2 separate regions of the Mus musculus genome follow, and region 2 is linked to region 1. Evidence: chromatin loops called from intact Hi-C (ENCODE). Cell type or tissue: left cerebral cortex. All regions are shown on one strand.

Region 1 (8,000 bases):
TTTTTTTTTCTCCTTCCTTCCTTCCTTCCTTCCTTCCTTCCTTCCTTCCTTCCTTCCTTCCTTCCTCCTCCTCCTCCTTTCTTCTTCTTCTTCTTCTTCTTCTTCTTCTTCTTCTTCTTCTTCTTCTTCTTCTTCTTCTTCTTCTTCTTCTTCTTCTTCTTCTTCCTCTTCCTCTTTTCCTCTTCCTCTTCCTCTTCCTCCTCTTCCTCTTCTCCTCTTTCTTCCTCCTCTTCTTCCTCCTCTTCCTCCTCTTCCTCCTCTTCCTCCTCTTCCTCCTCTTCCTCCTCTTCCTCCTCTTCTTCCTCTTCCTCTTCCTCTTCCTCTTCCTCTTCCTCTTCCTCTTCCTCTTCCTCTTCCTCTTCTTCTTCTTCTTCTTCTTCTTCTTCTTCTTCTTCTTCTTCTTCTTCTTCTTCTTCGTGGTAAGGACAATATTAGGCCCACAGAGTGAAAGATTTCCAAGGAAAGGGAGGGGGAGCATTCCCAAAAGCACCGCCCCCAGAGAAGGCACCCTAGATAAAGGACCATCTTAGCCAGGCTGACAGCATCCCATACTCCATCATTTCACCAGTGAAGGAACGGAGGCATGAGGAGTAAACCTTTCCAAGATCACAGGCTTACGGGGAGAATCGAAAGAGAATCTGATCAACTCCAGGCCCCCATTCACTTTTTCCATTGCTGCCTCTGTCTAGACCCAACTCTGGTAGAGACTTTCAGTCTCTTCTTCCTATAGCCCAACAGGGCCTCCTCTGGGGTAGCCTTCTGAACACTTGTTCTCCATTCCCAACCTTGCCTCTCCCCCTCAGCCTGTGATCTTGAAAAAGTTTACTCCACATGTCTCAGTTTCTTTGTTCATGGAATAGGGATTTGGGATGCTGTCAGCTTGGGTAAGATGGTCCTTCATCTGTGAGCCTAATATTGTTTTTATCACAAAAGTGATACACATAAAATCTCAACAATGTGCAGGGGTCACCTGCACAAGACCAGTGCAATCAGGAAGACAATATGGATTGGGGGTGGATTTCACAAGGCTCGCCCCTGGGTGAAGGGCTACAGGCACATCAATGGCTGCTGAGAGAAGAAGAATCAGCCTTCTCAAGGGATGATGAACCCCTGCTAGGGGAGAGGTTATTCTGTCCTTAGACACAAACCTATGAGCAATGCCAACTTGACTTGACAGGAGATATATCTATATCTGTCTATCCATGTATGTATGTATGTATGTATGTATGTATGCATGCATGTATGTATGTATGCATGCATGCATGTATGTATGTATTATGTATATCTCCCATTTATCATCTATGTATCTATGTAGTTATCTCTCCTATGTATGTATGTATGTATGTATGTATGTATGTATGTATGTATATATGTATGTATCTCTCCTATGTATCTATGTATCTATCTCTCATATGTATGCATGTATGTATCTATCTATCTATCTCTTATATGTATGTATATATGTGTGTATTTATCTATGTATCTATATATCTAAGTATCTATGCATGTATGTATGCATTATGTATATATGTATGTATGTATGTATGTATGTATGTATGTATGTATCTATCTATCTATCTATCTATCTATCTATCTATCTATAGGAGATCATGAATTTGAGAGTGAGTGGGGCCACAGAAGGTGTTGGAGGGGGTAGGGGTGGGTGGAAAGAATGTAAACCCGGTACGCATGAAATTCTAAAAAAAGAAAAAAAGAAAAAAAAAAAAAAAGAAAAGTTGCAAAGGCCAGATGTGTCTTTTCTTGTCACCAGGTTGGGAGCCTGTGACTTTGGCTTTACAGTTAGTCTTTATGTTTTCAGAGGCAGTGATGAGAGGAGTTGGGGGACTTAGGGTGCAGTGAGCCAGAGTCAGACACTAAGGCATGCACTCGGAGACAGTGACTGCCGAGCCGTCCTCACCATGCAAGATTGGGGCACTGTGGACTGACTGTGCACACTCCATTCCCTGGCCCGCTCTCGCCGCTGCCATCTCTAATGTGCACCAAGATCCTGCCACGAGCTGGATGCTGCACATTGGGTCCTCGTGGCCTCTTTAGTGGTCTCCACACCTGACACGCGTGTTGCCCTTGGAGGCTGTGCAGAGAATGGGAGCACCACCGAGATCTGGACTTTTACCACGATTACCACACTGAAGCAGCACTGTGGAGTTCTTTTCAGGCTCTTGCAAGAGAAGGGCCATCTCTCACATGGCGTAGAGTGCGCTAGCTATGTCTCCCAGGCTCAAATGCTGTATGAACGGTCAGAACTTGCCTGCCCCCCACATACCTCATCTCAGCCCTCTATCTTGTAGGCCACTCTACCTCCAGAATTTGTCCATTCGTTATGGGCAATTTTTACTTTCTTTCCATAGCTGTTCCCTTCAATACATAACCTTTTAAGATTACATTTTAGTGCGCGTGTGCTGTGTGTGTGTGTATGCATATATCCACAGAGGCCAGAGACCAGCTTTTGAAAGTCAGTTCTCCTCTTTTACCATGTATAGATTCTGAGGATTGAACTCAGGCCACCAGTCTTGGCGGCAAGCCCCTTAATCCATCTTGCTGGTCCCCAACACCTTAAAACCAGTACTGTAAATCTCTGACAGCCCGTTCTTCCTTATCATATCTATGTCGAGATTCTTGGGGACTTTGGGGGCTGAAGATGTCTCTGTCTCATGAAGTCATTTGCACTTAGTATGTCCTCCACTCTAATTCTAACCCAGTGGTTTCTAACCTGTGAGTGTGGCCCCTTTTAAGGGTCACGCGACCATTTCACGGGGTGGGGGTGTAAAGGGGGCACATATCAGATATCCTGCATGTTAGATATGCACATCACAATTCCTTAACAGTAGCAGAATCCATGAACTAATTTGTACCTGAGGCACATTGCAATAACAAAGTAACACTGAAAAGAATTTTATGATTGGGGGAAGAGGGTCACCCCAACATGAGGAACTGCATTAAAGGGTCACAGCTTTAGGAAGCTTGAGAACCACTGGTTTATTGCAACACCTGGCATGCGGCACACACAGACAGCCTGCTGGCTCTCTCGTACATCATCGTCCCTTGCTGGTGCTTGATGGGATATCTCTGGGAAGGCCCCACGATGCTGGCTACATTGTAGCTGTGCTCTCGGTGAGAGAAGGTCTGAGCATGGGAGGGATGCATGCTATCTAGTTCACACCAGTGAAGCCCCCCTGATCCCCGGGGGCACCTGTTCTCTTCCCATGAAAAGATAGCCATTGTCGTTTTCTAAATATCTAAAGAGATGCTGAAGTTATCTCACTTCATCAGCTCTCCCAGTGTGTTCTTTTGGAAAGAATAGAAACTCGTCTTCTTTAAACTCACCCTCAAGCAGGTGTCCCCAAACTCTGACTTCTTAGCCTAAATATGTCCTGTGGTTTGCTTTTTATAGGATTTTTTTTAAAAAAATAAGGGCTATGTAACTAGGCATAGTGGTACACACACCTGTGATTCCAGTGCTTGGGAGATAGAGGCAGGAGATTCAGGAGTTCAAAGCCAGCCTCAGATACATAAGCAAGTTCAAGATCCGCTCCCACAACGCTGGGCTTCAAAACCAAATAAACAACAAAAGAACTGTTTGTATAAACAGAAAGTTCCACCGATATCTACTGGAAGTGTTTCTCTAGGGAAGATACAGTTCCATCGCAGCAGCAACGTAGATGGCTTGTGAAGTCTAGCGGGATGGCAACTTTGGGGACCAGATACATTGTTGCTGTTCTCTCGGATTCTGATGAAGCTGTTCACTCCAAAAAGATTTCTCCCTGGGGCTCTTGAAGCCCAAGAGACTGGAGATGATGCTTGTGTTGCTGCTCTTTGCTCCGGGTCATGTTTCAGTAACAAACCGTCTTCCTTGTCTGAGCATGTAGGACTTGTTACTGTTGTTGACAGTCTCTGCCTTCCCTTTTGGGCAAGACCCTTAGGTTTCGCTCAAGGGCATGGTGAGAGTGGTGCTAAGAGTTGCCACTAGATGGCGCCATAGTTACGAGCAATAGACCGACCGAGCTGGAGTCTGGCGTGGAGGAAGCAGAAAGTCTTGTGATTTCAGGCTATTTCCTGTCCTAGACAGACCTCATTCTAGACTCTGCTCTGCCACAGATCGTCGGTGTCTTTGTATGCTTAATTAAAAAAAAATGGGGATTATAAATAAAGTAATGCTCCATTTTCCCTCAGAGAGATGCGGTGAACATCAGGGAGACCAGACTTCAAGCGCCAACCACAGTTGGGCAAGGTGGACCAAAGGGCTCTGTTCTGATCCAAAGCTGGATGAAGGTACGGAGTTCTAGGGTGGCACACTCAGGACAGCCGTAGCTACAGATGACCCAGTTTGCTTAAAAAGACAACAGGGAAGGAAGGGTTTGGGACATTTTTATTATAAATGATAAACCATTTGAGGAGTGAGCTGTGTTTGCTTGTGATTGAACACAGTACCACGTACACATAAAAATCACCCAGCACAGTATGCACAGTTTCAATTTTTTTATGTAGTTAGGAATCAGTTACAAATAAGTTCAGGGTCTGGGGAGTCAGTACTGTGTAAGCGTGAGGGTCTGAGTCCAGCTCCTTTCACCCATGTCAAAAAGCCAGGGTGGGGAACATGTGCCACAGACTCCGGCATTGGGAGGCAGACACAGGCGCGCTTAGAAGCCTGATAGCCAGCCAGCCTAGCTGAATCCACAAACCCCGGGTGCAGTGAGAGACCCTGTCTCAAAATATTAAATGTGAAGCATGCTATGGTGTTTGTCAACTTGACACAAACCTGAACAGCCCTGGGAGAAGGGAGACGGAGCTGAGGAGTCCCTCTCACCACTGTAACCCCAGGCATGTCTGTGGGGGATTGCACCCAATCCATTGTGAGGGTGCTGTCCCCAGGCAGGTGGTCCGAGGCTGCAGCAGAAAGCTAGCTGAGTGATTTATAAAGAGCAAGCCAGTGGGCAGAGTTCCTCCATGGCCCGTGCTTCAGTGTCTGCCTAGAGTTAATATCTTGACTTTTTTCATGATGATGGACCGTTCCCTGCAAGCCAAATAAATCCCTTTCCTCTCCAAGTTGCTTTTAGTCAGCGTTTTATTTATTCTTTTTTTGTCTTTTTTTTTTTTTTTTTTTTTGAGCCTGGATCTCACTGCATAGCTCTGGCTGGCCTGGAATTAAAGGTGTCCACTACCATCCCTGGCAGGGTAGAGTAGTTTTTATCCTAGCAGCACACGAAAAAGACAGAGTGGTAGAAGGCCACTCAATGTTCACCTCTGGCCTATGTGTATGTACACACACACACACACACACACACACACACAGGCACGCACACACGCATAAACACATGCACAAACACATGCTCACACATGCACAAATGCACACACACATGCAGGCATGCATGTGCACACACAAACATATGCACACACATCTATACACACAACCTTATACAAGCAAAACATAAATGTAATTTAAATTTAAAAAGAGTGGAAGAATCCTTTCGAGCCTCTGTCTCCTTGTTTGCAGAACAGCAAAAAGCCAGTGCGTGGGGGCCGTGGGGGCCGTGGAGGCTGTGGGGACCGTGGGGGCTGTGGAGCTGGAACCAGATAATCCATTCCACACTGTGTAGAAGGGAGCAACCTATCAGTCAGTGGTGCGTCTGTGAGTCTGTCTGTCTGTCCTCAGGGCTCCGTTCTCTCCTCTCACTTCTCATTTTATCAGAAGGTATCCTGATGTCAACCTCTGCCTTCCACATGTGCCCATGCACAGCATGAATGTACACGTGTGCACACATACATGCCATTTCTTTATGTGCATCGCAGTTAACCATTCATCTGTCCCTGAATCTATACTCTACCTGTTCATTCATCCATCCACCCATTCATTCATTCATTCATCCATCCACCCATTCATGCATGCATTCATTCATCCACCCACTCATTCATCTGCCCATTCATTCATTCATTCATTCATTCATCTATCCACCCATCCAGTTATCCATCTCTCTACGCATCCACTTATCCACCCACCCATCTGCCTATACTACTACCTATTTATCCATCTCTTTATCCATTCATTTATTCATCTGTATGTACTCAGGAATGTCATATGCCAATATAAATAATTACATTACGCAGGCAAAACACATGGCACTAGGTTGTCGAATTTACAAAAGCTCACAAATGATAGCTTGTTCTCCTAAGATCTGATTGCCGCACCCAAATGCCACACCTTGAATTCTTCCTTGGGAAGATGTCAAACATCCAGGTTAGATTTATTATCCAGGGCTTTCGGGGAAGGGGAATGGTGACAAGAGTCTGGGAGAGAAAACAAGAGTCCACATTGGACAGTGAGCGGAGGTAGGGAGCCTGGTGGGGGAGGGGAGGGCCACCTGGGACCACCCTCTCCAGACAGTCATATTGTTAGAAGTGTCTTCAGCTGATCTCACTGCTCCATGCCGTGTGTCCAGGAGAGAAGAGAGGAGGCTACGGGCACAGGCTGGGCTTAGGGATGTGGTGCTGGCTTGCTTTCCTCCACGGGGACTGGGCCCCTCTATGTCAGGATGGTGCGCTGCCGGAAGGGAATGTTGACTCGGCTCTGTAGCCAGTTGATGTAGTCTTCCTGGGGCATATGAATAATGTGTTCTCTCACAAACTGTGGGGTAAACACAGTGTTAATCTCAGAGTCTGGTTTGAGAGCCAGACTAGACTGCCACTCCCAACCTCTCCTTGACATCCCAGAAACCTTTGTGAGATCCAGGATTCCCCCCTCCCCTGACCCCCCCATGACTCAGACACTCATCTTTAGGTTGGTGCAAAAGTAACTGAGAGTTTCTTTGCATCACTGTTAGAATACATAATACAGACTGATGGCTACGTGATACAATGTTTTTAATGCCACGGTCCTTGATTTACATGTTTGGTAGTGACTTGTGCCCTGATGTTTATTTTATACTGTGGAAATCTATGTTAGTCGGAGGACAGATATGAGTTTCTTTTTGGAAAAAAAAATTATTTTTCATTTTATATGTGTGTCTGTGTGTGCCTGTGGAGGCCGGGAAAGGGCATCGGATACCCTGAAAATGGAGCGACAGGTGGTTGTGAATGAGCATATGGGGAGCAGCCGGTGATCTTAACTGTGGAGCCATCTCCATAGCCCTTTGATGTTCTTATTTGAATTCAACAGAGACAGTGGGTTTGCTCCAGGGGCTAATGAATGTCCAGCGCAGGGCGGTTCAGGGAGACAAGGGCTTGTTGAGAGCCACCATGGAAACTGATCCTTTTCACAAGACTCAAGAAAAGTGTTGTTTGAACTGTCAGTTTCGCTTACTATGCGTAGAAACAGCTATTTCTCGAGTGAGTTGTGACACGGGCCAAAACATGGACAGGGTAAGGCAAGCGATGACAGCCAGCTCTGTAGCTAGGACTGAAAGAGGCTCTAAGGCAGAAACCAGACTTGTACCAATACCCATCATGGCTGCTGTTTGTTGGGCTGCTTTTCTGATCCATTACAGGCGGGGGGGGGGGGGGGGGGGCATCCCTGGGGGATCTGGTGCCCTCTTCTGGTTTTGACGGGCATCAAGTACACTTGTGGTGCTTCTATGTGCACACAGGCAAAGTGAGTATACATGTACAACAAAAATAAATCGAGAGAGAGAGAGAGAGAGAGAGAGAGAGAGAGAGAGAAAACCAAAACCACTCAAATCTGCTGTGGTCTCTCTTCTTGGTTGTCAAGTTGGCTACCTCTGAAATTAACTAAACCCCAAGCTGCTGGGGTTTACCCGTGTGGGGGAAGTTTTCTTAATTAAATCGTTTGAAGTGGGGGAAAAATCCACTTTTAATCTGGATCTTTAGATGTGGGAAGTTAATAATACCTTTGATTTGGGTCACCCACACCTTCCTGCCGGCAGCAGATACAGAGGACACGGAAGAAGGAAGCCCCTCTCTCTGCCATCTTGCCCTCACTTCGGCTGGCAAGTCCATTCCTCCACTGGCACCAGAGCCTGCTTCTTTGA
Region 2 (8,000 bases), 350 kb after region 1:
CCAGGGGTGTCCGGGTACTCACTGTTTTTTGTGCCTCTTCTCTTCCCGTCTTTTGCTTTTAGGGCTACAGGAGCTAAATGAGAAACGGCCAGTTAATGGAATGATAAGGACAAATAAGCACCAAAACGCTGCTCAAGACTAAACATAGGCAGGCTGTTCAAATGGCAGCCTCTTCACAAAGTGAGTTAGGCCAGGGTTCCTGGCTCATGCCCCAGTGATGAGAAGAGCATGTGAGAGGAGGTTCACAGTGATGGTCACGAAGGTCACAGCAGCAGTATCTGCCATGCTGAGGCCTTGGTATGCATCAGGCTCCGTGCTAAAGACTATTGTGAATAGCCTCACTGTATTGTTCCACTACCTACAGGTGGAGGCACAGCTTGTAAGAACCCATTTTAGAGACGTAGAATTTAAACATCTGATGGGCTGAGACACTTGGGCAGGATCACACAGCTGAGCTGGGGTGTGGCCCAGACCAGGGTCTCTTGTGACTGCTGGCCAATCAGGTTAAGAGGGAATAGAATCACCACAGAGATAGACAAAGGCAGATGGGGTTTGGTAGATTATGAAACACTCTGCCCACGAATACTTAAGTACCAGAGCCCTGGAGCGTGGACAGAATGAGACAAGCCAGGATCCCAGTGTAGACCAGCAGAAGCCCAGGAAAGTGAGCCTGCTAGCTCAAGCCAGACTGGCTTCACACGTTCACTGGACCTCATTGCTGCTTACTGAGGCTGTGGAAGGGGATGTGTGCCTTCATTTCATCTAGTGGTACCCCACCAATCTTGAGTCCTGCCTCTGCTGCTCATGTGACATCAGACAAGTGGCTTTGCTCTCTCTGATGTATCTATTGTTATGGAAGAAGCCCCCATTGCCTGTATACATCCCCTCTCTGACAGATTTGGCTTTGAATTTTGGCCGTGGTCCTGGTCTCTTTTGTCTTAGTCTCAGTTTCTCCATCTGTCAAATGGGAACCATAAGCATGCACACTGCTCTACAGTGTAAGGAAGTTACGATGGATAAATGGGACTTGTGTCTCCCAAGGGCCTTGACTTCCAATGTCTAGGTAGAGCTCGTGCCAGGAGTAATACAGAATCCCATGGAAGTTCAGAGCTGGCTATAAATGATCTGGAAAATCAATAGGGGCTCTCATTGCTGAGGGAACTGAGGCCCCTGAAGCCCAAGGGGATGGAACATGGGGATGGAAGCTGGGAGCCCACCCCGGCAGCTACCCAGAGCCCGCAATGCTCAGAAGGCTGAGCATGCAACCAGAAGCAGCCAGAGTCTTACCTGTGTCTCCTTTTCTTGGAGAAAGACCTGATTCAAAGGGAAGAGAGGGGGAGGAAAGACAGAAGGAAGGGGGGAGTAGTGGGAGGAGTGGCGGGAAGAGAGAATAAACACATGTGAGTATCTCTTCCAGGATAACACTTTAGTGTGATGGGGTTTGCGGGACGTAGAAGTCCTTGCCAACCTCCTCCCCATCAGGTTTTGAAGAGCATGAAGCCCCCCTGGGAAATGTGGCCTTCCATACTGAGCTGCCGGTTAATGCTCATAAAAAAATTGTCAGCAAGCTTCTCCAGGAAAGTTGGACTGGAAGGGCATGGGAAAGTGTGCAGTGCTCCTTAGTCCTCCCATCCCTCCCCGTAATTGTAGATTTCCCCTCTTCCTCATTCTAGTCTTCCTCCTCCTGTTGCTCCTCTCCCCCTCCCTCCTTCCCATTCTCATCACCCTTTCCCTCCTCCTCCTCCTCCTTCCTCTCTCCCTCCTCCCCCTTTCTCCCCCCCTCCTCCCCTTGCTTCTCCCTCTTTCCCTCCTCCCCTTGCTCCTCCCTGTTTCTTTCCTCCTGCTCTTTGCCCTGTTCTTCCTTCTCCTCCCCTTCTCCCCTTGCTTCTCCCTCTCTCCCTCCTCCCCCTGCTCCTCCCCGTTCCTTTTCTCCTGCTCTTTCCCCTGTTCTTCCTCCTCTTCTCCCTCCTCCCCCTCTCCCTCCTCTTCCTGCTCCTTCCCCACCCTCATCCTTCTGCTCCTCCACATACAGAACCCCAGCCCTGCATCAGGCTCTGTACTAAGCTCTCAGGATGTACAACCTCATTCTGTCCATCCTGTGGCACACTATGGAGGGCAGTGATGCTCAAAACTCATTGTCTGGTCACCTCTGTGCTTCTCCCTCCCCCAGGCCCCCCTTCTACTGCCCTCCCACAGCAGTCTACAGCAGGTTCTGAGTCCAGCAGTTCACCCTTAGTGGGGTGCAGACCTCTTTACCCAATACTCACCACTGACCCAGTGGTTGGGAACCATTTGAGAGCGGCACCTGGATTTTGCTCACTATTTTGTTTCTGGGGCTCAGAATCTTGAGTAGCAATTGAGGTCAAAGTGAAGTGTTTATGAAAGGTCTCACACTCTGACATCAAGGGAAGGAAAGGCTCAACATGTCTACTAAGTTCACGATCATCTCCAAGGTCATCAACTGTTGTTAACCAAACATCTCATGAACACAGACTTGGAGAAGATGGGCTGGTGGTGGGGGAGGCGCCCAGAAGGGGGCTTTAGGGTGGGCCAGAGTATTCATTCTCATTTCTCCCCACCCTCTTCTCTCTCCAGAGTCTCACTAAATTGACCAGGCTGGTCTTGAACTTGTGACCTTCTTGCCTGGGCCTCATAAGTGGCTGGATTACAGGCCTTGAGTGAGAAGCCACCTGGCTTTCAGGATCCAGGTGTGGGAAAGTCCCGAACACTGGCACCAGCTGCTCAGCAAAGGCAGGTGACAAGCATCTGTCTATACTCAAGGGCATGTCCTTGCCTTAGCATCAGGCTCTGTGGTGGGAATGACTTATGACTCTAAATCAACCACATGTCACCAATCACCCACAATCTCATCTTAACTGGAAACTATGAATGGGTGGTAGCCAGTGGGACCAAACTACATTTGAGGACATTCTAGCAACATAGGGTGAGCTGTGGCTAAAACCCCTGGACTGAGAAAACTCTTATTTGAAGATGAGGGAAACCCAAATGACCTCTGATAACTGCACACAATTAAACCTTACAGTGACATCAGACGATGTAAATAAACTAGAATAAATCGCAAGCTGTTCTTCCCCTAAAATCTACAGCCAACTGCAAAGGCTCAGGCCGTGTATAGGGTAGAGAAGGCTGATGGCCCCACGGACACAAGGTTCCTCTGAGCCGCTAGTGGTGGACCATAGGAAGGGGCTCCAGGAACATGGCTTTCTTTGCAGAAGAAAGGTACCATGGAAGTTTTGTACTGCAAAACTTCTGAATTATAACACGTTGGCTGGGCCCACTGGCTTTGTGGACTCCCAGTCTCGAGTGTTTGTGTGCATGTCTCTAGGTGTGTGCAAGTACACTCGAGTGTGTTTAAGCATGTATGTGCATGTGTATATGGGCATTGTGTGTGTGTGTGTGCATGTGTGCATGCACGTGTGTGTATAGCAAACACCAGGTCTGAGGGCCCAAATTCCATGATTCCCTCTGTTACCCACCCAAGGTGAGGATCCCTGGATGTCCGGTTCTTCAACATGACCCTACCTCTAGGACACAACTGGGCTTTGAAATAGTGATCAAGACATTATCGTCTGCTTCTGGCTTGGCCTGTGATTGGCAGAAATCGGACAGAACACACCACCCACCCCCAAGGACCAGGAAGCAGGAGGAACTGCCTGGACTCCCTCTGCTAGCCATTCCTTGTTCCAGCCTCTCTTCTAGGCCTGGCTGGTCCCCAAACCTTCCTGAGTTCTTCCAACCAGCTCTGCTTTCTGGTTCCAGTTAGCTTTAATGGATCTCTGTTCTTCCTCGCAACTCACACTGAAGGCAGAGCTAAGACACAGATGATGTGAGCATGCTGTAGAGATGACCTGAGGTTCTTCCTGTGGTCTTTGGGCCCCTTACCCCTGCCACACCTGGGGCATCCTTGTCTGCAGAGGAGGAAGGACAGACAGTACCTGTGTCGCTTATGTTTCTTGGAGCTTTTCTTCTTCTTCTTCTTGACTGGTGATGGGCTGTAGGACGGGGACCTGCAGGGAGACAGACATATTTCCATGGGTCCCTTCTTCATAATACTTCAGTTTTTGGGGGGGACCATATACAGGACCAACCCACATACTGATAGTAGCTTGCATTTGTGTTGGATATTATGTGCCCTACACTTAAGTAGATATAATTGCTATTCTCCTTTTCCAGACCCCCTCCCCCCCAAAAAAAAGTGAGATTCAGAGAGGTAAAGTGATCTGCCCAAAGACACGCAGCCCAGACAGGGATGGTATGGGATTCAAACAGAGTTCTCTCTATCCCGGAGGTTTGTTCATTATAACAGCATCAGTCAATGGCTATCCTCTTAGTTAAATCAATCTAAAGGGCTTTCTTGGTCTCATCCGTGGCTTTCCTCCAAAACCTCTGCCTCTTCTGTATTCCGTGGTCTGTTCTCTGCTATCTCTGGGGTAAGCCTGTGTCCCTAACATCATAGCATGGGTGAAGCCACCAAGGGGCACCTGGGAAACAGTTACCCTCCCTGGGGCCATGGGGTTGACTCAGCCTGACCTACAGGCTCAGGCCCCTGAGGGAATCATAGCTTGTCTCCAACAGGCTAGCAAGAGGCTGAAACTCAGGTCCAGTGTGAGCCTCTTTAAGAGGGTAGATGTAGGAATCAGGCTTCCTGCAGACAGTTAGGAGAGGTGAGGACTGAGGAGAGCAAGCAGTGGCCTCTCAGAGGGGGCGGGGGGTTCCCTCTGAGAGAGTGCAGCCCCAATTTTCCACAGCGTGCGCTGTTTCCTCCTCTATCTTCTGCACACTTCGAAAATCGGGAAACTCGAGTCCACCCCCTACCTTACAATGGCTGGGTCACTGGGTGTCACCGCACTCCCCCTTCGCCCCATCTGGGCCGGTCCTTAAACTAAGCAGATGATGGAGAAACCCCTGCAAACCTGGGGCCCAGGTTTGAGCGGCTCAGCATTGCTCTCTGCTGCCCCCTGCAGGCGTTTATAAACACCGCCCGGGAGATTTGGTGCGATCCCCTGTAGCCAAACTTAAATTCTACACAGGTTTTTTTTTTTTTTTTTAAACTGGAAGTTGACAAGGGAATCCGGAAATATTTTTTAAAAATAAAAAACTTATTAAAAGACGTGTGTCTACCAAGACATTCACGAGGCCTAAAAGAGCCATGCGCTGGTAGTAATATGAGATACTAACCCTGGGTCAAGAGAGAATCCTAGGAATAAAGTCCAAGGTAGATTCTGTCATCCCATCCTGGGAGCCTTTATCATTCATCTCTGAAATGGGCATAATATTTCCCTTGCGGAGTGAGGCCAGGAGCGAAAGAAAGGTTGTACCAAGGTGCTGCGCACAAGCCCCTGCACACCATACGCTACAGCCATCCCAGTTCAACATCTGCTATAATAACTGCTTCATATTAATTGGTCATACATGATTGCTAAACACCGTGTCAGCTGCCTCCATATTTCCCTCCGCCTTTTCCTCTTTGTATCTCAGGCTGACCTAGAATGCACCATGTGACTCGGGCTGGCTTCAAACTCACAGCAATCCTCCTGCCTCAGACTCCCAAGTGCTATGACAGGCAGGAGCCACCATACCCAGGGACTTTTCTCAGCTAATTCTCGAAAATTCCAAGAGGCTGTCCAAAATTACTATCATTTTAACAAGAAGGTGGGAGAAAGAAGCCACAAAAAGTGAAGTCTAAGGTCCCACAGGCAGCTAAGAGGCCGAGAAGGGATTTGAACCCAAGGTGGAGTCACAGTTGGACTTATTACTCCTTTTCTGTCTCTTCTCCTGTCTGAGTCTTTGAAATCTCATCTCTCGTCAGGATCCTTACCTCCTCCTCTTTTTCCTGGTTGATTTCTTCTTTTTCTTTTTCCCCCTGGAGGAAGGTGGTGGTGTCGGGTCTCTGTCTTGAGAGGCACTGTGAGAAAGGAAAAGCCAGGTATGAGAGAGTCCGTTGGCTCCTGGGCTGTCACAGCCAGAGAAAGGGAAAGGACCCAGGACCCACGGTGAACATCTCATTGTCACCTCATGGCTGATTCGGTCACACCTCAGATTAAAAGTCTCAGAGACTTAATGCATGCCTAATGAGACAGACACTGTAGTTACCCAAACACCAATTGATTATTTAAAACAAGGTTTATAGGGGTTAACTGCCCCTTAATAGATTTATTATTGAATTTGCAAATGGTTCACCTCGGTAAATAAATCACTTTAAAAATAATGAGTTGGCAGTCCAACCCACTCTCTTCCCAGTCCACCCCGTCTATACTTCCTGCTGTAAATTTCAGGAGGCAGAAGCTGCATTAAGTAGATGCCGATTATTAAAAGTGTATTTGCTCGGGTCTAATGTAACAAGATACATATCTTACATCGCTTCGCAGAACCTCAAAAAACTCCACTGCTCTTCAGGAATAATTATTTCCCGTTCAATTAAATTCAAACGCACAGGCTGCAGTTAAATGAAGTCAAGTTATCTCCTTTTATAATTGGGGCAGGCTCCCGGGATTAAAAAAAGAAGAAAAAGAAGAACGCTATCCTATAGCAAAGAGAAACGGTTGCGGATTGAAATTGCTTGAGAACAGAAGTGTGGGAGCCCAGTTCACCTTTACTGGAACAGCTAGGAGTCTTCTTATTATTTTAGTAGCAACCAAACCAGCACTGGTATGCTTATTACAAACAGAGTTTTATATATCATGATACACAGTATTTAGAAGGCAGGGCATACGGAGGCCAGAGGGAAACTTCGGGTTTTGTGCATCAGATATCACCGCTGGTTTGTTTGTTTGTTTGTTTCACTAACTTTTATTTCTTCTTTTCTTTTTTTTTTTTTTCTTTCTGAGACAGGATCTCATTTTGTAAACCTGGCTGTCCTGAAACTTGCTATGTAAACCAGAGCTCTACCGTGCCTCTGCCTCCAAAGTCCTCATAACACAGTCTAGGGGGGTCTTTATCCGGTTCGTTTTCTCTGCCGATTAAATAACTAAAAGGCAGGACAAACCTCAAGCACAACAGATGGTAGTGGAGAAATCTCCAATCTACAGACAGCAGCAGCAGACAGAATCAGCCGTTGAGGACAGGCATTTATCTGGGGGAGGGGGCATACACAGAGAAAGATGCTCTGTGAAGCCGTCACCACCATGGTTTTGAGACAGGACTCTCACTGGCCTGGAACTCACCAAGTAGGTGAGGCTGGCTGACAAATGGCAGAGACCTCCTGTCTCCTGTTCCCCAATGCTGGGATCACAGGGTGGGCCACTGCACCTCAGTCTTTGGTTTCTTAAATCCAGCCCCTGGGATTGAACTCTGGTCTTTATACTTACTAGTCAGGACACTTGGTTGAGAAAGCTCTTCTCTGCCCTTCTTGTCATTTTATTTCACAGGTGAGGAAAGTCGAGCTCACTCACCGGTGGCCACACAGGCAGCAATCACTTAAGCTGGGATTTGAACCTGTGTGCTTCCTGCTCTGAGAGTGGCCTCACAAAAACCCTGCTGCCTTCTAGAGCCATTTGGGCAGACAGTCCGATGGCAATGGCCCAACTCATTAAACACCATAAAACTCTGTCATGTTTAATTCCACTTGAAGAGTCTGGATCATTGGGGTTGGCAGGAGGGGTGGTAAGGGATTGGAATGTATACAAGGTCTCTGGTCTACCAATAAGTGCGCGCGCGCGCGCGCGCGCACACACACACACACACACACACACACACACACACACACACACACACACATTTAAGAGAGTCACTTCCAACAAGTTAAAAAATAAACATCCTAGGAATCAAATCCCTGGCTACCGAATCTACACCGACATCTATAAAGCGTGAAGCACAATAGACTATCCAGCAAATGAACTGGCTGCTTTTAGAAGCACAGTGGGACACTTTCAACTTCCTTTCCCCAAAGAGTACTTGACTCACAGCAAGAATCTGAGCATTTGCCAGATGACCAAGTGATGGGTGAAGGATCCTGGCTGCATGCTGAGCCGTCTTGTCTC

The links. Hi-C counts contacts between places; a loop is a spot of excess contacts. Peaks named below come from ENCODE experiments on the same cell type or tissue, not always from the same donor. Only the 100,000 strongest peaks of a DNase experiment are listed, where the experiment ranks them.
Region 2: it touches region 1 in a loop (12-fold over the local background); 19 of 42 quality-filtered maps call a loop at or near these places.

The regions. Positions count from the first base shown.
Region 1 is chr5:116,119,538-116,127,537 of GRCm38, forward strand. Ccdc60 (coiled-coil domain containing 60) reads right to left here. Exons shown (of 14, transcript NM_177759.3): 14 at 6,044-6,640. The coding sequence ends at 6,539. C330018A13Rik (RIKEN cDNA C330018A13 gene) reads left to right here and starts at 4,077. Exons shown (of 2, transcript NR_153384.1): 1 at 4,077-4,290. In left cerebral cortex, a CTCF peak has its summit at 3,980 (motif pointing right); a DNase peak (open chromatin) is centred at 4,014; H3K4me3 peaks cover 880 bases; H3K27ac peaks cover 298 bases.
Region 2 is chr5:116,471,220-116,479,219 of GRCm38, forward strand. It overlaps Srrm4 (serine/arginine repetitive matrix 4), which reads right to left. Exons shown (of 13, transcript NM_026886.3): 3 at 5,840-5,926; 4 at 3,957-4,028; 5 at 1,288-1,314; 6 at 23-73. Among named protein-coding and RNA genes, the nearest start is that of Srrm4os, 36 kb to the left of the region's middle. In left cerebral cortex, a CTCF peak has its summit at 4,980 (motif pointing left); DNase peaks (open chromatin) are centred at 1,359 and 4,952.